Regions from separate parts of the Homo sapiens genome. Here region 2 is linked to region 1. A link is an interaction called in ENCODE POLR2A ChIA-PET data of the cell type or tissue named here. Cell type or tissue: HepG2. All regions are shown on one strand. Links, peaks and the distances in the headings refer to the core of each region. The heading gives the core; the rest is flanking DNA.

The links. ChIA-PET counts read pairs that join two places held together with the same protein. Peaks named below come from ENCODE experiments on the same cell type or tissue, not always from the same donor. Only the 100,000 strongest peaks of a DNase experiment are listed, where the experiment ranks them.
Region 2: POLR2A ChIA-PET joins it to region 1 with 7 read pairs; 6 of 35 experiments call an interaction of 5 or more read pairs at or near these places.

Annotation. Positions count from the first base shown.
Region 1 is chr17:31,544,394-31,555,339 of GRCh38, reverse strand. TRT-CGT4-1 (tRNA-Thr (anticodon CGT) 4-1) reads right to left here and starts at 5,266; the gene lies at 5,195-5,266. RefSeq lists a silencer at 4,923-5,632. In HepG2, for the core only: no CTCF peak of the experiment used is centred there; DNase peaks (open chromatin) are centred at 5,289 and 6,075; H3K4me3 peaks cover 1,971 bases.
Region 2 is chr17:31,598,683-31,609,628 of GRCh38, reverse strand. LOC124903975 (a long non-coding RNA gene) reads left to right here and starts at 3,593. Exons shown (of 2, transcript XR_007065705.1): 1 at 3,593-3,668; 2 at 4,636-4,780. RefSeq lists an enhancer at 10,257-10,946. In HepG2, for the core only: no CTCF peak of the experiment used is centred there; no DNase peak of the experiment used is centred there.

The sequences.
Region 1 (10,946 bases), core at 3,091-7,090:
CCCTCAAGCAGCAGCAGAGGGGTAAATTCCCCAGAAAGGAATCCATTGTCTCCAGGTGTTGTCATATTTCAGCAATGCCATGGCTGTGCTTTCAGCTGAATTCAGTTTTCCTGGATGATGGGGTCTGGGGAGGAGGCAGGTGACCTGAGGCTCCCTACCCAGGCTGGCCTTCTGCACGTGATGCTGAGGATGACTCCTGGGAAGTGAGGTCACACAGTGATCCCTACTGGCCCCAGGTCCCAGCCCTCTTACTCAGTGTTCTTTGAAATGCTTTCAGTAGCCAAAGCCCATGTCTGGAAAATATTAGAGCCCTTGATCCAGAAGTTAAGCCTTTGGCCTATGAGCTTTATCTTTGCCCTCACTCTCTGTGACTGAATTGATTCTTGTCTTTAAGTTCCCACTCTGTGTGTGATGGTCACTGTGCCATGTTACCCCTTCAAGAAAGGGTTTGTCCCAGCTGCTTGGAGTGCTGTCAACAGACTGTCTTCTGCCATTAGAGCCGCCTAGTCTAAGCTCTCTGGACAGCCCACATCCAGTGAGTGGTGGGGGAGGGGGGCTCTCCCTCATTTCACACCTGCTTCCCACCCTTTCCCAGGTGGAATAAGCATTCTGCACATTAAGCTCTGTCTAGGGGTCTGCCTTCTGGGGATTCCAACCTTTGACAGTGTATATCTGTGTCCCTCTCTTGCCCCTAAAGCCTTAATATTGTAATCAAGTATAGTGATTTTGGTCACCATCTGCTGTTCCTATCGATCAGGCATGAGTGTTTGACAAGTGAGGTGCCAGTTTGGCCTACAGGCTGGCAAAGAGATAGACCATCTCCTGGGTGCATGTCAAGTTAATAATGAAGATGACTTTTCCTAGAAGATTTGAGCTCATGCTGTAGACAAGCATAATATCTATGATAAAAGTAGAGCTTTCTGGGTGACCTAGAACAATCACTTTCCTTCTCTTTGCCTGTTTCTGCAGTGTGAAATGAGAGGGTTGGCTGGTTTCATTTCTATCAGTGTATTATTCCAAATTGGTAAATTTGTCCCCAAGTATGGGGTTAGACCTTTGGGGTTTGCTAATAAAACCATCTACAGGGAATGAGAATTTGTTTCTTAATTCAAAAATTGATTTTACCTGCAGGTTAGAGAGGCCACTGCGGAAAGAAAAGAACCCCTGCCTGCTTAGATGCAACCTAGATCATGATATTTGAGTGTCAAAGATGACTGAATGAGGGCAGAGATACCCAAGACCTGGTTGTGCTCTGGTGAGTTCGTATTCATCCTGCAGAGCCCAGCCACAATGTCACTCCTCAGGGAAGTCTTCCTTAGCCCTTCAGGTCAGGACCTTCCTTGTGCCAAGGCTCTGTCTCTGTTCCAGCTGCTGGAAACACAGACATGAGTGAGACACCATCCAAGTCCTAAGGGGCTTCCAAGTATGGTGTGAGACACACAGAGGGGTCCCAGACAAGAAACTGAGGGACTCCTTACCTGGGGGAATCAGAGGCTTCTCAGAGGAGGTAATACCAGAGTCTCGCCACAGGCAACCAACCTGACTCCGATCCAGCGTCTGGATCTAACTGCCAATTTGATTTGCAGGAAGTACTGAGGACTGAGGAGCTTACTGGGTTGCACCAAGAGTTTGCAGTAAGCAAGATCTAGACTGTGGGAAACCCTCCAGGTGCAGTGGCCCAGGGTCCTCAACAGACACACTGCCAGGAAATGAAAGGGAAGGAAGGGGTACCTCCTGATTGAAAAAAAAAGCTTCTATCCATTTTTTTAAATGAGCAAAGTTAAACTATAGTGTACAAAGATGTCGCGATGCTCAATTAGGTGATAAACTAAAATGCAAGGAAGTGATTAGAGGGTAAGGATACTTATGGCCCTGGGGAGGTTGTGATTAGGGGGGGACACACAAAAAGGGTTTCTGGGGTATCCGGCAAAATTCTCTAATTTGGATAGTGTTCCCCTTATAATTCATTAAGGCATTCACTTGATTTGTGTGGTTTTCAAATTTGTTTTATTGTATGGTAAAAGACTTAAAAACATATTTCTTGGGCTGGGCACGGTGGCTCACGCCTGTAATCCCAGCACTTTGGGAGGCTGAGGCAGGCAGATCACGAGGTTAGGAGTTCGAGACCAGCCTGGCCAACATGGTGAAACCCTGTCTCTATTAAAAATACAAAAATTAGCCGGGCATGGTGGCAAGTGCCTGTAATCCCAGCTACTCGGGAGGCTGAGGGAGAAGAACTGCTTGAACCCAGGAGGCGGAGGTTGTAGTGAGCCAAGATCGCACCACTGCACTCCAGCCTGGGTGACAAGAGTGAAACTCCGTCTCAAAAAAAAAAAACAACAAAAAAAAAAGCATATTTCTCCAGGCTGGTATTGGGCTAAAACTTATAGAATGAGGCATAATATATAGACTTGCCAAATTCTGGTCTATGTTTTAAAAAATATCCTGGAGGTTTTAGCTGCCCACAAATGACTGTGTCTGCCTGCGTGGCTCTCAAAATGCAGTACCAGAGGCCCTATGTTTTGCCCTGGACACTAAGGAGGAGCAAAAGGGAGGACTCTACCAGGGGTAACCAGCATGGGCGGAGCCTTTGCAGCTCCAGCGCTTCCCATCAGGGAGGACTGCTTATAACTCCCTGGATGGAGGAGCCCTGGTCACATCTCATCATGAGGTTGCAATGGTCAAGCCCCATTGCAGAAGGGGCTACTATGATGGGTGGGGTGGCCTGTGATCCCCTTGCTTCTGCAAGGTCCAGGCTCTGAGGTAGAAACCTAGAATTTCAGGACACAAGGCATTTAGGACATAGCTCTTTCAACTGTAGAATTTTACAACTAAGGAAGCTGAAGTCCAGGGAGTATCAGCGATTTAATGGAGGTCATGCAACAAACTCAACATATGTGTCCCTTTCTGCCCCTGCCTTCAATTCTGTCCTTATTCTTTAAGCCAATGACCTACCCCTGGCTCCACAGGGGTGCATGTAGATACCTGCTGGCCTTCAAGGTAATTACAAGATTTCTGTTCCCCAGGCTCACCCTGGTGCTTGTATCTGACTTGCCTTCACTTCTAGTTCCTCTCACAAAACTTGACCTGGAATCCATACTTGACCCCTGCCTCTGGTCCTTCACTTTTGGAAGCCCATGTTTCCCCAAAATCTTTACACTGACCTCTTCTGTACCTTGCACTTTTTTTTGAGACAGTTTCTCATTGTCTCTCAGGCTGGAGTGCAGTGGCACCATCTCAGCTTACTGCAAACTCGACCCTCTGGGCTCAAGCGATTCTCCCACCTCAGCCTCCAGAGCAGTTGGGACTACAGGCATGTGCCACCATGCCCGCTAATTTTTTTGTATTTTAAATAGAGACAGGGTTTCGCCATGTTGGCCAGGCTGGTCTCAAACTCCTGACCTCAAGTGATCTGCCTGCCTCAGCCTCCCGAAGTGCTGGGATTACAGGCGTGAGCCACTGCGGCTGGCAGTTTTTGTATTTTTTATAGAGATGGGATTTTGCTGTGTTGCCCAGGCTGGTCTCAAACACCTGACCTCAAGTGATCCATCCACCTTGGCCTCCCAAAGTGCTAGGATTACAGGTGTGAGCCACTGCACCCGGCCCCTTGCATTTCTCTTATATTGACTTCGGCTTGGCTTGTCCCTCTGCCCTCCGCTGGGGTGGAATTCTCTGCTCCAGCTCCTTCAGAAAACCCAATGTTTGGCCGGGCACGGTGGCTCATGCCTGTAATCCCAGCACTTTGGGAGGCCGAGGTGGGTGGATCACGAGGTTAGGAGATGGAGACCATCCTGGCTAACACGGTGAAACCCCGTCTCCACTAAAAAATACAAAAAAAGTTAGCCGGGCATGGTGGCGGGCGCCTGTAGTCCCAGCTACTCGGGAGGCTGAGGCAGGAGAATGGCGTGAACCCAGGAGGCGGAGCTTGCAGTGAGCCGAGATCGCGCCACTGCACTCCAGCCTGGGCCACAGAGCGAGACTCCGTCTCAAAAAAAAAAAAAAAAAAAAAAAAAACGGAAAACACAATGTTCAGTCTTGAAGCTCCTTCTCATCAGGAATTTGAAGGGACAGGATTCAAGGCAATATCCAGTAGAGCAGGACTTTTCACCTTCCTATTTCTATGCCTGAATATCTGGACTCTGTTTAGGCTGAGGCGCTTGTCAAAAAAGGCCTCAATTTGTATTTAATAACACTTTCATGATGACACTGACACCCTAGCTCGGCATTACCTTCAAAAGCCAAGAGCGTCTCTTCCATTTATTGGGATCTTAGAGAAAAGGTCAATATTTCTCTGCTGCCTGGGCCCTATACCTTCTCTTCTGATAACCTGAGACTCTTCTGACATTCAGTCCACCTAAAGCTCCTCATGGTCATCTGTGCAACAGGCCTCAGAGAAAGTAATGTGGTTTTTCAGGGCTACATTAACAGAAGTATGGGGTATAGAATGAGGGAGGTGAAGTTCCATTCATAAGACTCTGTCTGGAGTAGTATGTTCGGTAGGGAGTGTTACAATTGAAGAGGAGGACAGACAGAGCAGTGTATCAAAAAGAGGGTCCAGGAATGGGAGGAGGCGCTCAATGTCATGTTATTAATATGTTAAATCAGACTGTTTATCCTAGAGATGATGTGGGGAGTGTCATAACTGGCTGGGGGCAGATTCAAAGGATCAGTTCACCAGGACTGGAAAAGAAGCACCCACCAGTTGAACAATCTGGTTTGCTTTGTAGACAGGAAGACAGGCAGTGCGCATGGCCTGCATAATTCACCTTCCAAAGAACAATCCAGAAACCACCGTTCGGGAAACTCAGGCACCCTCTCTGGAAAGTTGCCCCGCCATAACACTCGCAAATCGGGCGGGACCCGAGTCCCCGCGGGCCACCTGGACCTTAGTGTCCCCATTGGCGAAGCAGTGAAGACGACTCCGGCTCTGCGAAATGCGGCTGGGGGAAAGGAGACGCGGGGACCGGCGGCGAGGGCGCACGCGGCGCGGCGGGGGCCGAGCTCACCTGTAAGGTGGACCCTGGAGTCTCGAAGCCCAGGTGCACCGGCCCCCGCCGACCGCGGAGCCCGGGGCAGGAGACGAACTGGAGGGCGACTGAGCAGAATCCGAAAATGGAAAAAATGCCACGTAGAAGGGACGGCGTACGTGGAGAAAACCCGACTTCCCCACAGCCAAAGCCCTACCTCGGGTCTCAGGCACGGACGGGGTTCGAACCCGCGATCTTCGGTTTACGAGACCGACGCCTTACCACTTGGCCACCGCGCCTGACAGCCCAGGGACCGGTGGAATCTCTCAGTGGAGGGGAGGTGGTACCGGCTGGGAGCTGCGGCCTCGGCCCCGCCCCCGGTCCCGCCCCCGCAAGCCCCACCCGCAAGCCCGGGCTTGACTCTGCGAGCACCGCTCCCGCCCGGTCAGGGGCAGGTCCCGCGCCCGCCGCCTGCGGGACCCGAACCGGCGTCTTGAGAAGCCCGGCCCTCCTCCCTCCTCTCTCGCCCCGCGCCCGCCGCGAGCGATGCCCCGAGACCCAGCCCACGCCTAGAGCGGGCAGCGGCCTGGCGGTGGGGTCGAAAGCTACGGCACAGAGCCGTGCCTGAGTCGGAAAGAAGCCTCGGCGGAAGCGGAAGCGGAAGCGGAGATGGCCGCAGCGGAGCGGGCAGGGGCCGTGTGTGACCCTGGCCGGGTCATTTCCGTCGGGCCGGGCAGGGTCCGTGGGGGCTCGGGCGGGGTTGGTGGGGACCAGGGCGCAAGCCAAGAAGGGCGGCGCGGCCGGGGGCGGGGACTGGGACGGGGCCAGCGCTCCGAGGAAGACGCGGGGAGCCTGGGGCATGGGGCCAGGCTCGGGGCGCCGGGAGGTGACCTTCCCTCGCTGGCCCTGCACGAAGCACGACCTTCCTCGGGTTCAGCTCGCTCCCCTTGCAGCCCCTGGCAAGGAGGACCCTGAGCATCTGTGTAGCCTGGATGACCTTGCCCCGGAGGAGCCGAGGTGGGCACGCTAGGAGAGGCCCCCAGGGATGACATGGCGACCCGAATGGCAGAATCATGTGGTCTCTCATACCGCGGAACAGTAGGTCACGATGAAAAGGAACCATGCGGATTCAAAGGACTGATTGTCAGCTTAGGCAGAGCCCAGAAACACACGTGAAAATTTACTGGAAAAACAGAGAGGGAGCCTGGGACTGGGGATGGGGGACAAAGGGGACTTTAACTTAATTGGCATTGTTTTGTTTCTAGTCTATGGAAGAGGCAGAGGTGGGAACACGAGTGCCTATTAGGATACTGTATACTTTTTTGGTAAATCTTTTATTTTCTTTAAATTAAATAAAGGGGGGAATTAGGTCCCCCTGTTCTTGTTTGGCCTGTGGCCACAGCATCTGTTCCAGGAGAGAGGTGAGTCTGCATGGGTGGGGGAAGAGAAGCCCTTATCTCAGGGCAGGGCTCATGCTCGCTGGGGACAGCCACCCTGCCACCACCACTGCCAAATTAAGCCTTATTTGTGTGCAGATTTTTTTTTCTGGAGACAGAGTCTTGCTCTGCCCAGGCTGGAGTGCAATGGCACGATCTCGGCTCACTCCAACCTCCACCTCCCGGATCCAAGCAATTCTCCTGCCTCAGCCTCCCAAGTAGCTGGGATTACAGGCACCTGCCACCACTCCCGGCTAATTTTTTGTATTTTTAGTAGAGATAGGGTTTCATCATGTTGACCAGGCTGATCTCAAACTCCTTACCTCAGGTGATCCACCCGCCTCAGCCTCCTAAAGTGCTGGGATTACAGGCATGAGCCACCGTGTCTGGCCTCCTCTCTATGCTTTTAAAAACTCTCTGGACTCGGCCAGGCGCGGTGGCTCACGCCTGTAATTCCAGCACTTTGGGAGGCCGAAGCAGGCGGATCTCTGGACTCAACTAATGATGCTGGAAAAACCGCATATCCACATGCAAAAGAATGAAGTTGGACCCTAACCTAGCACCATATACAAAAATTACCTCAAAATGGATTCAGGACATAAACATAAGACCTGTAACTATAAAAATCCTGAAAGAAAACAGGGGGAAAGGTCTACAACATTAGATGTGGCAATGATTTTTTTAGATATGACCCCAAAAGCAAGAATAGACAAATAGGACCAAGTCAGACTTTATAAAAACTGCACAGCAAAGGAAACAACAGAATGAAAGGCAATCTGTGGAATGGGAGAAAATATTGCAAATCAGATATCTAATAAGGAATTGCTATCCAAAATAAAATTTAGACTCCTACCACTCGACAACAACAAACAACTCACTTAAAAATGGGCAAAAGGCTGGGTATGGTTGCTCATGCCTGTAATCCCAGGCTTCCCTTGGGAGGCCAAGGTGGGAGGATCACTTGAGGCCAATAGTTAGAAACTAGTCTGGGCGATATTGTGAGACCTCATCTCTACAAAAAGTAAACTAAAACAAGGCAGGCATGATAGCACCTATAGTCCTAGTTACTTGGTAGGCTGAGGCAGGAGGATCACTTGAGCTCAGGAGTTCAAGGTTGCAGTGAGCTATGATTGTGCTACTGTACCCTAGCCTGGACAACACAGCACAAGAAAAAATAAAGTGGACCTTTTCATCAGTTATAACAAGTGCACAACTCTTGTTCAGGGGAAGCTGTGCAGTTGGGAGGGCAGAGAGTATGTGGGAGCTCTCTGTACTTTGTGCTCAGTTTTGCGTGAATCTAAAACTGCTCTGAAAAATTAAGTCTGTGAAAAGGAAGAAATGAACTACCAAGTCATGAAAAAAACACAGAAGAATCTTCAATGTATATTACTAAGTGAAAATGCATACTACTGCTATGGTTTGAATGTGTCCCCTAAAGTTCATGTGTTAGAAACTTGATCCCCAATGTGGTGGTCTTGGAGATGGGACCTAGTGGGAAGTGTTTGGGTCATGGGGCCACTACCCTCATAAATGCATTAATGCCATTCTCAAAGGAGTGGGTTCATTATAGAGCAAGTAGTTTTCTTATAAAAGAAGTTTGCCTTCCCACCCTCTCTTTGCCCGGCCTCTGGGTTGATGAAGCAAGAAGGTCCTCACCAAATGCCAGCTCCTCGATCTTGGGCTTCCCAGCCTTCAGTCCCACGAGCCAATAAATTTCTGTGCATTATAAATTACCTAGTCTATGGTATTCTGTCTTAGCAGCACAAAACGGACTGAGACAAGCTAAACTGAAAAGGCTACATACTGTATTATATGACATTCTAAAAAAGGCAAAACTGTGGAAACAGTAAAAATATCAATGGTTGCCAGGGGTTGAGGGGTGGGAAGGATGAGTAGATAGGGCACAGAGAGTTTTTAGGGCAGCAAAACTATTCTGCATGATATAATGGTGGATACATATCATTATATATTTGTCAAAACCCATAGAGGGGTTCTGGGCTGGGAAAAATAAAGAAAAAAAAATCCCATAGAACGTTCAACACCAAGAGTGAACCCTGGTGTAAACTATGTACTTTGGATGATGATGTGTCAATGCAGGGTCATCAGTTGTAACAGATGTACCACTCTAGTGGAGGATGTTGATGGCAGGGGAGACTAGGGAGATACGGCGGCCATGGGTATATAGGGAACTCTGCTTTCTGCTTAGTTTTGCTGTGAACCTAAAACTGCTCTTTAGAAGTCTGTTTTACAAGGCCGGTTGCAGTGGCTCATGCCTGTAATCCTGGCACTTTGGGAGGCCAAGGCGGGTGGGTCACCCAAGTTCAGGAGTTCGAGACCAGCCTAGGCAACATGGTGAAACTCCATCTCTACTACAATACAAAAAATTAGCTGGGTGTGGTGGCATGCACCTGTAATCCCAGCTACTCAGGAGGCTGAGACAGGAGAATTGCTTGAACCTGGGAGGCAGAGGTTGCAGTGAGCCGAGATCATGCCATTGCACCCTGGCCTGGACAACAGAGTGAGACTCCATCTCAAAAAAAAAAGTCTCTTTTACAAAAACGGGGCTGGTCTCTGTGACTGACACGCATAAGGTCAGGAGTTCAAGACCAGCCTGACCAACATGGTGAAACCCTGTCTCTACTAAAACTACAAAAATTAGCCAGGTGTGGTGGTGTGCACCTGTAGTCCCAGCCACTTGGGAGGCTGAGGCAGGAGAATTGCTTCAACCCAGGAGGCAGAGGTTGCAATGAGCCGAGATTGTGCCACTGCACTCCAGCCTGGGCAACAGAGCAAGACTCCATTTAAAAAATAAATAAATAAATAACAAGAAAAATAATTTTTGAATTCTTTCCTCTCTGACCCCCTGCTATGAATCATTATCAACCCTGGGCCACATTGTAGTTGCCCTTTGGTGGGGTCACTGTGGGTTCACCCAGGTCCACTTCTCAGCTGGGTAGGCCTAGGAGCTGGTTCTGGAACACAGAGCTCCAAGTGGGCAGGAATCAAGCCTTACTCACCTTCATACAGCGTGGTCATAAGAGCACCTAGTCATTTATTCCTTCAGCAAATCATTGAGCATCTACTGTGTGCCAAATACTGTTCTCAATGCTAGGGCTATAGCGGTGAACTAAGCAGCACAGATCTCTGCCCTTATGGGGCTTCCATTCTTAAATAAGCAAAACATACAGTCTATCAGTTGGTGAGAAGTACTAGGGAGAAAAATACAGCAGGGAAGGAGGCTAGGATGTTCTTCAGGAGGGGGAGAGTTGCAGCTTTTTTTTTGAAATGGAGTCTTGCTCTGTCGCCAGGCTGGAGCAGAGTGCCGCTATCTCAATTCACTACAACCTCCACCTCCTGGGTTCAAGCGATTCTCCTGCCTCAGCCTCCCAAGTAGCTGGGATTACAGGCGCGCACCACCACACCCAGGTAATTTTTGTATTTTTTTTTTTTTTAGTAGAGACGGGGTTTCACCATGTTGGCCAGGATGGTCTCGATCTCCTGACCTCATGATCTGCCCACCTTGGCCTCCCAAAGTGCTAGGATTACAGGCGTGAGCCACCGCGCCTGGCCAGGTTGCAGTTTTTTTGTTGTTGTTTTTTTTTCTTTTTTTCTTTTTTTGAGACAGAGTCTCGCTCTATCGCCCAGGCTGGAGTGCAGTGGCGCTATCTCAGCTCACTGCAAGCTCCACCTCCCGGGTTCACGCCGTTCTCTTGCCTCAGCCTCCTGAGTAGCTGGGACTACAGGCCCCCGCCACCGCGCCCAGCTAATTTTTTGTAGTTTTAGTAGAGACGGGGTTTCACCGTGTTAGCCAGGATGGTCTCGATCTCCTGACCTCATGATCCGCCCGCCTCGGCCTCCCAAAGTGCTGGGATTATAGGCATGAGCCACCGTGCCCGGCCCGGGTTGCAGTTTTAAATAGGTGGTTGCCTGGTGCGGTGCTCACATCTGTAATCCCAGCACTTTGGGAGGCCCAGGCGGGTGTATCACCTGAGGTCAGGGGTTCAAGACCAGCCTGGCCAACATGGTGAAACCCCATCTCTAGTAAAAATACAAAAAATTAGCTGGGCGTGGTTGTGGGTTCCTGTAATTCCAGCTGCTCTGGAGGCTGAGGCAGGAGAATCGCTTGAACCTGGGAGGTGAAGGTTGCAGTGAGCTGAGATCACACCATTGCACTGCAGCCTGGGCAACAGAGCCAGACTCCGTCTCATAAATAAGTGGGATAGCTTAAATGCAGTCACAAATTCTTTGCAGCTTTTCCCACCTAGAGGTGGAGTCTCTTCTCCCACTTTTTGGTACAGGCTGGCCATGGGGCTTGCTTTGACTAAAACAATGTGGCAAAAGTGATGTTATGTAAGTTCTGAAGCTTAAGGCCCCAAGAGAGGCAGCTTCTGCCTCCACTGTCTTAGGAAATTGCCCTGAGAATGCTGTGGAAGAAAGGCAGTCTAGCTACTGAAGGTTGAGAGGCCCCGAGGGTCATTCCAGCTAACAGCCAGCACCGTCTGCCAGACATGTCAGGTAGCCATCTGGGACCTTCCAGCTCAGC
Region 2 (10,946 bases), core at 4,244-8,243, 53 kb before region 1:
ATGTGATTCTTCATGTTCAGGGAGAGAGAGGCCTCTTCCCAAGTGCTCTTGAAAGAACCAGAAAACCCTCACACTCGTCTTCTGTAATTGTATTGCTCCAAATAGGGTCAAGTGCCCACTCCAGAGCCACTTACAAGGCCAGAAGTTGGGATTATTGATTGGCCTGGGCTTGAGTTCTATCTTCCACCACTAGTGCAAGGGTGGCGTTATTTCCCTCCAGGCGTATGGGAGATATGGACACAGGAACATACATTAGGGTAGTTATCATGAAAAGGGGTATAGATATTGGGCAAGAAACTCCATGTCTACCACAGCTCCCAAATCCATACCTCCAACCCAACCTCTGAGTTCCAGACTACTAAATTGAATTGCCTATTCAGTATCTCCACAGGAATATCTTACATGCACCTCAAGGCAACATAGCCAAAATAGATCTCTTGAGCCAATTCTCCACTCATCTGTTCCTCCTTCAGTCTTCCCTTCTCAGGAAATGGCATCAACCATTCACCCAGTTGCTTAAGCCAAAAGTTCCACCATCTCATACCATTCTCTTCATACACTTAGCTCCACCTGTCAGAGGTGTTCGAACCACAGCGACTCCATCTTGAATAGGGTCTGGGTAAAATAAAGCTGAAACTTATTGGGCTGCATTCCCACGAGGTTAGGTGTTCTTAGTCACAGGATGAGATAGGAAGTTGGCACAAGATACAAGTCACAAAAACCCTGCTGATAAAACAGGATGAAGCTGCCCAAACCCCACCAAAACCAAGATGTCATGAAAGTGCCCTCTGGTCATTCTCATGGCTCATTATATGCTGATTATAATGCATTATCATGCCAAAAGACAGTCCCACCAGCACCATGACAGTTTACAAATGTCATGGCAATGTCAGGAAGTTACCCTATATGGTCTAAGAGGGGAGGAATCCTCAGTTCTGGGAATTGCCCAACCCTGTCTCAGAAAACTCACCAGTAACCTACCTCTTGTTTAACATATAATCAAGAAATAACAGACCTGGCCTGGTGGCTCACACCTGTAATCCCAGCACTTTGGGAGGCTGAGGTGGGCAGATCACCTGAGGTCAAGAGTTTGAGACCAGCCTGGCCAACATGGTGAAACCCTGTCTCTACAAAAAATAAAAGATTAGCCGGGCGTGTGGGGCATGCCTGTAATCCCAGCTATATGGGAGGCTGAGGCAGGAGAATCCCTTGAACCCAGGAGGTGGAGGTTGCACTGAGCCAAGATCGCGACATTGCACTCCAGCCTGGGCAACAAGAGCGAAACTCCATCTAAAAAAACCCAAACAAACAACAAAACAAACTAACAAACCAACAAAACTATTAGTATACTCAGTTTAGCAACCCATGCTGCTGCTCTGCTGATGGAGTTGCCATTCTTTTGTTTCTCTACTTCTGTAATAAACCTGCTTTCACTTTATTCTATGGACTTGGCCCTGAATTCCTTCTTGCCTGAGGTCCAAGAACCCTCTCTTGGGTTACTTTCTAGTAACACAGCCACGCTGGCATTCTTTTTTTTTTTTTTTTTTTTGAGATGGAGTCTCTCTCCGTCGCCCAGGCTGGAGTGCAGTGGCGCAATCTCGGCTCACTGCAAGCTCCACCTTCCGAGTTCACGCCATTCTCCTGCCTCAGCCTCCTGAGTAGCTGGGACTACAGGCGCCCACCACCGCGCCCGGCTAATTTTTTGTATTTTTAGTAGAGACGGGGTTTCACCATGTTAGTCAGATGGTGTCAATCTCCTGACCTCGTGATCTGCCCACCTCAGCCTCCCAAAGTGCTGGGATTACAGGTGTGAGCCACCACTCCCGGCCCACACTGGCATTCTTTTGGTACCAAGCACTGTTCCTACCACAGGGCCTTTGCATTTGCAGTTCCCTCTGTCTGATATGCTCTATCCTTAGAACTTCACTTGGAAAGCTCCTTCTGGTTATTTAGGCTTTTACTCCAATATCGCCTTTCCTGGGCATCCCATTCAAACTAAGTTCCCAGCCTATCCCCACCTGTTACAGTGCATCACACCCCATCACTCTGTTTCAGTTTCTTAGAACTCATCACTATGTCAGATGATCTTGCCGATTCACCGTTTGCTTGTTTATTATCTTTCCCCTGTTTAGAATGAAAGATCCATGCCAGCAAAGACCTTGTCTGTCTTTGAGTCTAGCTCTGTTGCCCAGACTGGAGTGCAGTGGCGTGGTCTCGGCTCACTGCAACCTCCACCTCTTGGGTTCAAGCGATTCTCCTGCCTCAGCTTCCTGAGTAGCTGGGATTACAGGCGCCCACCACCACACCCAGCTAATGTTTGTATTTTTAGTAGAGACAGGATTTCACTGTGTTGGCCAGGCTGGTCTTGAACTCCTGACCTCGTGTTCCACCCGCCTTGGCCTCCCAAAGTGCTGGGATTACAAGTATGAGGCACTGTACCCGGCCATCTGTCTTGTTCACTCTGTGTCCAGTGGATCTATGCGAAGACCACGGTGTAAATGCTGTCCCCTGGTGTTGTGAAACATAGCAGCCCTGACTAACTTCCAGCACCTAGGTAGGCCAGGTACGTGGAAAATGCTCAATAAATGGATAAATGGGTAAATGGATGTATGTATGGGTGAATGAGTAGCGGGGTGGGTGGGTGGATGGGTTGGTGTGTGTGTGGATGGATGGATGGAGTCCTTAAGTATAATCGTGCCTGAGAGTAGAAAGATTCTATGGGCCGTAGGCTGGTTGGGGCAGAGATGTATGCTGGAACTAGAACTCCGTATGTTGTCTTCCCTCTATCATTTCCCTCCTCAGGTTGAAAAAAAGAGTTCTAGCTTTGAAATCTCTAATATTTTCAACTATTCATTCCTGTAATCCCATACGACTACCCATCCAATGATGCATTTTTTTGTTTTTTTTTTTTTTGAGACGGAGTCTCTCTCACTTTGTTGCCCAGGCCAGAGTCCAGTGGCAGGATCTTGGCTCACTGCAACCTCCTCTCCCCGCGAGTTCAAGCAATTCTCTTGCCTCAGCCTGCCAAGAAACTGGGATTACAGGTGCACGCCACCACGGCTGGCTGATTTTTTTTTTCTTTGTATTTTGAGTGGAAACAGGGTTTCACCATGTTGGCCAGGCTGGTCTCGAACTCCTGACTTCAAGTAATACACCTGCCTCGGCCTCCCAAAGTGTTGGGATTACAGGTGTGAGCCACTGCGCCTGGCCTCCAATGTTGCATTCTGACCTCACACCTCATCCCACCCTGGCCCAGACAGGCCACTTGCTATTTATGGCCCTGCCTTAAAAAGTGTTGAAGAAGTAGCATCCAAGAACTAAAATAATAACTATTATTATAATAGCCAACATCTGCACAGCACCTCAAATATTGCAAGGTGTTATTTGCATAGATTATCTCAACTATGCATCACAATGAACCTGGTGCTATGTTCATTATTATTACATCACAGAGGCTTAATTGGGCCCTTACAGAAGACCTAGTCCAGGGATACTTGGCTCTTGCATGTTAATGTATCAGCCAACACCTCTCCTGTGCACCTATGGCAGACATCATTAATCCATCAAGGCACTCTCCTGTTTAGCCCAGTCCCTGCTTCAGAGCTCTTCTCAGTATTGTGACCCAGACAGCGGCTACCCATCAACCAGACTGCCACACAGGACAGAAAGTATTTTCCCATTGGGCTAGTCCATGTCCTTCATTTTGTATGTATGGGAAATGGGGCCTAGAGATGCTACCCAGTGAATTAGTGACAAAGCCAGGGCTTTCTCTTTCAGAACCCTGGACTCTTGGTCCATGTCAGAGGTCTTTCAACTCACCCCTGAATGTGGTTCAAGATGATTGGAATTCTGATATAACTGGGCATTGGAGCTTTTTTTTTTTTTTTTTTTGAGACAGAGTCTCGCTCTGTCGCCCAGGCTGGAGTGCAGTGGCGGGATCTCGGCTCATTGCAAGCTCCACCTCCCGGGTTCACGCCATTCTCCTGCCTCAGCCTCCCAAGTAGCTGGGACTACAGGCGCCCGCCACTACGCCCGGCTAATTTTTTGTATTTTTAGTAGAGACGGGGTTTCACCGTTTTTAGCCGGGATGGTCTCGATCTCCTGACCTCGTGATCCGCCCGCCTCGGCCTCCCAAAGTGCTGGGATTACAGGCGTGAGCCACCGCGCCCGGCCGGCATTGGAGCTTTTAAAGGTCCCCAGGAGACCCTAATGTGCAAACACAGTTGAAAACTGAGGCTTTCTCCTTCTATTAACAATGTTGACCATATTTTCCTGACGTTAAGAATCATCCAGGGCCACTCATTAAATACAATGTACATTTGTAAATGTATAGACCTAAATACAAGGTACATTTGTAAATGTGCAGACCTCTCCCCTGAAAAATCTGAGTCAGAAGGTCTAGACTGGAGCCCACGAAGCTGCAATGTCATAAACATCCCAGGTGATTCTGATCATCAGGGAAGTTGGGCAATACAGTTCCAAACAGGCCCAGCTGGGACTCTCTGCAAAACCCAAGAATAAGGGCAATCAGCTACTACTGAGTACTGGAAGGCGAGGATGATCTGGGCTTTATCTTTTTAAATAGCTGCAAAGACTCGTGTCCATTTACCAAGCAGTTGCCTTTTCTTTTTTCAGTCTAGATTATTACATAATCCATCTTGAGAATTTAGAAGAATAATATCGCCCTCGTGCCTGGCTTATATAGAAAAAGGGACAGCAAGAAGACAGATAAAGTGGAGCACAGAAAGAAGGATGAAATGAAAATTATTTGTCTATTTTAGACAAGCAATTTTCTCTAATGTTCTGTTCTCTTGTTTGGTTGTTCTAGTGAGAGCTCAAGGACCTTTTAAGGTGGAACGAATCTGGGGGTTGTTCTGGGGGAGGCAGTTAGCCTTGGGTACCTGGAAATATGGGTAGGAAAAGCTGGGAACAGAGCCCAGGAGGAACCAAGTGTCCAATGCCAACACCTGGGCCCAGAGGCCCCACTGCACACCCCACCTGGCCCTGGAAGGGAGAGGACAGATAAAATTCGGAGATTTCATCATGTCAGACGTGGAGTTGGGTTCTTTTCACCTGCATGAAAATACTGCAAAGTACTCATAATGTCTCCATTTTACAGATGAGCAAACTGAGGCTCAGAGAAATTATACTGTCTTTGGCTTCATCTAGGGACTTCTCATTCTAGAAGGAAAAAAACACAATTTAATCCAAAACTCTCAAAACTACCAAGAAGAGCCAGGTGCACAGGAACACTGGGGTGAGAATATGCTTGGCATTTTAAAAATGGAAACTAGAGTCATTTTTTTCATGCATGCATATTAATGGACAGAAGCTGCCTAGAAAATTGTAAATAGCAGATTCACCACTGAAATTTATTTGCCCTTGAGTTAATGCTAAAGTAGGTGACAAATCCAAAGCATGAAAGAAATGGGTCTGGATTTAAGAGGGGGCCAGGAATATGCACCAAAAGCCTTAAAAATGTGCACAACCTCTGGCCAAGCAATTTCACCTCTAGGAATTTCTCCTCCCGAAATAGCTGGGTAAGTGGGCAAAGAAGTCTTTACAAGGCAACATTGTTTATGGCTTTGAAAAACTGGAAACAACATAGTTGTCCAACAATTCACTTAATAAATATAGCATATTCATACCGGCAAATACCACATAACCATGAAAAATGATGTTAGGTCTGCTGACACAGAAAGCAGTTCATCACACATTTGCTGTGTGAGAAAAGCCTGCATTGGAGAAGTATGTGTGATATGATCATGGCTGTGTTAAAAACAAATAAACAATATTCCAGTAGTGATCAATTATCAGATATCAGATTATTAGAAATAGATCAGATATATAGCAAGACTTCAGCAGTGGCTTAGCAGATTATTATTTCTATATGGATATAAGTAGGATGAGAGATCACTTCTGTTTGTTGCTTTTTTTTTTTCCTTCAGGGAACATGTGTCACTTGAGTAATTAAATAAAAGCTTAAAAAGTCTTTCAAAGGAAAATGTTCCCAAGATCCTGCAAAACTGACTGTTGTCAGTGGTTTCTCCAGAAAGAAACTGCTGAACTGGGCCACGGGAAGGGGGCTTGCTTACACCACTGGTGAAAGGGAGGCAGAGGACAAACAAACCTGGAGGATGAGAAGGGGCAGGGGACGTCGATAGCAGGGGTCCAGGCCAGAAAATGATCAGGGAGGCATGGGGGCTCATATACAACCATTACCCACCTCCCTCCCACAGCCAGGTTACAAGCCACATGGGCATGGTAGGTCCTGCCCTGGATGCTGGTCCCTGGCCGACTCATGGCAGGTGGAGTTCGGCACCTTCCATACCCCATCCCTAGCACGTACAGTAAGTCCTCAGTTAACGTCCTCAATAGGTTCTTGGAAACTGTGACCTTGACAAAATGATGTATAATGAAATCAATTATTAGGGAAATGACACGGGACGAAACGACATCATTGAGAACCTGCTGTATGTCATTTTGCTTAAAGTTGCAGTTTCCAAGAGCCCATCGAGAGGACGTTAAGTGAGGACTTTCTGCATGTGGATCTATGGGGGCTGAGAGGCCTCTCGGTAAGAAATCGGAAACCTTGAACCACATCCACAGCTGGGGACATTCCTACTGAGAATGTCTGACCACCTTGGAGAGGGTGGGGTGGGTGGAGAATGAGGGTTCCTGCGAAGAAGTGAGGAGGTAAGGGACATTCAGCATAGGGGGCTCCCCTCAGAAACCAGCCTGGGTGCTGTTGGTGAGGGTGGTCCTGTTGTCTGTAGTTGTTGTTCTTTCAGGCAGAGAACAAAATCCTAAATCATGGGGCCGCTGGCTCTAGCCGGGCAGTGGGTCTGCGTTCAGGGGACAGCGTGTGTTTGTGTGTGTGTGTCTGTGTGTGTGTGTGTGCAAGCACGTGTGTGTGGGCGCATATGCACTCGCATGTATGTGTAACACTCAGGACCCAGAAAAAGGCCAAGCTACTGCTACCACTGTCCCTTAAAGATTGCAAATGCCGGCCAGGCGTGGTGGCTTATGCCTGTAATCCCAGCACTTTGGGAGGCTGAGGCGGGTGGATCCTGAGGTCAAGAGATTGAGACCATCCTGGCCAACATGGTGAAACTCCGTCTCTACTAAAAAAAAAAAAAAAAAAAAAAATTAGCCCAGCATGCTGGCACATGCCTATAGTCCCAGCTACTCGGGAGGCTGAGGCAGGAGAATTGCTTGAACCTAAGAGGTGGAGGTTTCAGTGAGCCGAGATTGCACCACTGCACTCCAGCCAGGGTGACAGAGTGAGAATCCGTCTCAAAAAGAAAAAAAGAGGCCAGGCGCAGTGGCTCACACTTGTAATCCCAGCGCTTTGGGAGGCTGAGGTGGGGGGATCACCTGAGGTCAGGAGATCTAGACGAGCCTAGCCAACATGGTGAAACCCTGTCTCTAATAAAAACACAAAAATTAGCCAGGCATGGTGGCGCGCACCTGTAGTCCCAGCTACTCGGGAGGCTGAGTCAGGAGAATAGCTTGAACCTAGGAGGTGGATGTTGCAGTGAGCTGAGATCACGTCACTGCACTCCAACCTGGGTGACAGAGGGAGACTCTGTCTCAAAAAAAAAAAAAAAAAAAAAAAAGGCCAGGCGCTGTGGCTCACGCCTGTAACCCCAGCACTTTGGGAGGCCGAGGCGGGTGGATCACAAGGTCAGGAGATCAAGACCATCCTGGCTAACATGGTGAAACCCTGTCTCTACTGAAAAATGCAAAAAATTAGCTGGGTGTGGTGGCGGGCACCTGTAGTCCCAGCTACTCGGGAGGCTGAGGCAGGAGAATGGCGTGAACCCAGGAGGCAGAGCTTGCAGTGAGCCAAGATTGCGCCACTGCACTCCAGCCTGGGCGACAGAGCGAGACTCCTTCTCAAAAAAAAAAAAAAAAAAAAAAAAAAAGATTGCAAACACTAGTTGCTAGGGTGATCAGGCAGCGACCCACAGACTTTGGTGGCCCTTGCAGAAGCCCATGTGGAAAGTGAGGCCAACAGAGGTAGCTGTGTCTCAGGGTCACCAAAGAAGCGGCACTGACTGGGCAGAAGGGGCAGAGGAGGCCAGGCAGGTGGCCTGAGATGAGCAGGAGTGGTGTCTGTCCTACCCTTGAGCCAGCCACTTTCTATTCTTGAACCATCCAGTGTCCAATCACTGCTGTCATAAACAACTGTAAATTTCATAACTTAATACAACGCACGTTTACTCTCTTGGTTCCGGAGAAGAAGTCCTCATGTCAAGGTGCTGGCGGTGCTGTGTTCCTTGTGGACACTCTAGGGGAGAATCTGTTTCCTTGCCTTTTCCAGCTTCTAGAAGCCACCTGCCGCCTTGGCTCCTGACCCTTTCCTTGCATCTCGCTGACCCTTGCCTTCTCTCCCTCTGCTTCTGCCACCATGTCACTGCCTCTGACTCCGACCCTCCTGCCTCCCTCTTATAAAGGCCCTGGGAGCAGAAGTAGGGGCCTAGGGTGAGCAGGCTTTGGTCATTAATATTAACTGGTCATTCAAACTCACAGATTAGTGAAGCTTAAGAATGCTTAGGGTTCGATACCAATGGGGAAACTGAGGCCCAAGGGGAGTTAAGGATCTGTCCAAGGCTGCAGGGCTAGTTTTCCAGCTTTCCTCCGTGCTGCCTGTCTGTTAAACTCAACTGACATTAGAAAAAGAGGAATATTGTTGTTGTCTGTGGTTGCTGTTCTTTAAGGCAGAGAACAAAATCCACCAGATTATTTTTCAGGGTTTGCTTTGCAAGTGAAGGCCCCAGAGCCCCCGAGTGTCATTAGTGCAGGAACTTGCTGTGCCTCTGGGCTCTTTGAAAGTTTCTTGCCTTGCTGGGGCCTCCATCCAGGGAACATGGAGGACTGGAGTGGGGTAGGGAGGGTGGACTGGGGCCAGAGGCACCCAGTGCTGCCACGTAGAGCAGTGGCAAACAATCGGTCCTCTGAGGCTGCCTGGCGGCTGTTGGTCACCCTTTGGCTATTTTTTTTTTTTTTTTTTTGAGACGGAGTCTCACTCTGTGGCTCAGGCTGGAGTGCAACAGTGTGATCTCAGCTCACTACAACCTCGCCTCCCAGACTCAAGCGATCCTCCCGCCTCAGCCTCCCAAGTAGCTGGGATTACAAGCGTGTGCCACCACGCCTGCCCAGCAATTTTTGTATTCTCAGTAGAGACGGGGTTTCATCATGTTGGCCAGGCTGGTCTCCAACTCTTGACCTCAAGTGATTCACCCGCCTCGGTCTCCCAAAGTGCTGGGATTACAGGTGTGAGCCACCCTGCCCAACCACCCTTCGGCTATTTCCACAGGAAGGAATGTTGTCCTCTGGCCTCGATTGGGGGTGGGTTCTGGGGGTGAAAGGAAAGCACTTGGAACCTACCCACTAAGAAAAAATTTCTCACAAGATCATTGACATTTTGCAGAAGTGACATGTGTGCATGTTTGGGTGGTGAGTGGAAGTGGGGAGGGGATTAATGCTTAAATTTGTTTTTCTTTCTAGAGCCAGCCAATTTCTCGCCGACATCAGAACACCTGGGTTTTAGTCCTGCCACTGGTTCTCTCCCAGTATGACTCTAAGTGAGTCTTGTGACTCCTCTGGGCCTCAGTTTACCCATCTGTAGAATCAAATGGCAAAATGGGCCGGGTGTGGTGGCTCACGCCTGTAACCCCAGCACTTTGGGAGGCTGAGGCACGTGGATCACCTGAGGACGGGACTTCAAGACCAGCCAGGCCAACATGGCGAAACTCCATCTCTAAAATACAAAATACCCTGACTAAAAATACAAAAATTAGCTAGGTGTGCTGGTGTACGTTTGTAATCTCAGCTACTCGAGAGGCTGAGGCAGGAGAATCACCTGAACCTGGAGGCGGAGGTTGCCGTGAGCTGAGATTGTGCCACTGCACTCCACCCTGGGTGACAGAGTGACACTCTGCCTCAGAAAAAAGAAAAAAAAGAAAAGAGTGGATAACCTCCTAGGTGCCCTCTGGGATTCCAGGACTCGGCCAGCTCATGCTTGGGTGCTTACCACAACCTCCCTGCTGGGCTCCCACTGCCCTCCTGTGCTCCTGGGGTCTCAAACCCACCTGCTCACTAGAACCAAACCCCCCTGACCACATTTGGGCTTTGCTCTCCGTCATGCTCCCACAACGCCCACCCTGGCGCCTGGCCCTCAGCAGGCCCAGCCCCATGAACTGGTAGGGAACGACTCAAAGCCTCCCAGAAGGAAGAGGTCAGCGAGCCCCCAGCACAGGGACTGGGCAAGGATTCTCTGTGCACCGGAGGGAAGCCCCTCTGTCTGGGTCCGTTCTGCAGGAGAACTGCAGAATCCCAGGAAACCAGTTGTTAAGGAGCCAGCAGCAGCCACTAAGTCAGATAATGAGTACTTGGGTTTTTCCAGCCCTGTTTACCTTGTGTTAAGTACACAAAAATGATGTCATGTGTGGCACAGCGGACGGGGTCTCTCTGGGCCTGGACTCTGGCCTCATCAGGGGCTCTCCCTCTCCTCACACCGGTCACCCCAATCCTCACCAGTATGGGTGGGCCTTGGGGAGGGGGCATCAAGGCCACATCAGAGTTCTCAGTTCTCTCCCAGCCTCCCATTTACTCCACTGCCCCCACCTCCCCAAGTTCAGCTGCTGTCATCTCTCAGCAGGAAGACCGCCCCATCCTCAGCTGGCCCTCCTGCTGCCACCCTATCTCCTCCACCTTTACCCCAGCCTGCAAAGCAGCACCCTGCAAAGCAGCACCCTGCCTGAGACCCTTGACTGACTCTAATTTTGCGCTCAGAAGAAAGCTTGGCCTGCCCTGAGGCCCTCGAGATCTGCCCCCGATCTCCTGCCTTGGAATACTTCCCCCCACACCCTGCGACTCCACGCTTTACCCCCCTCCACCCTCTGGAGCTCCTTGCACATTCTCGAAGCTTTACCTCCCCT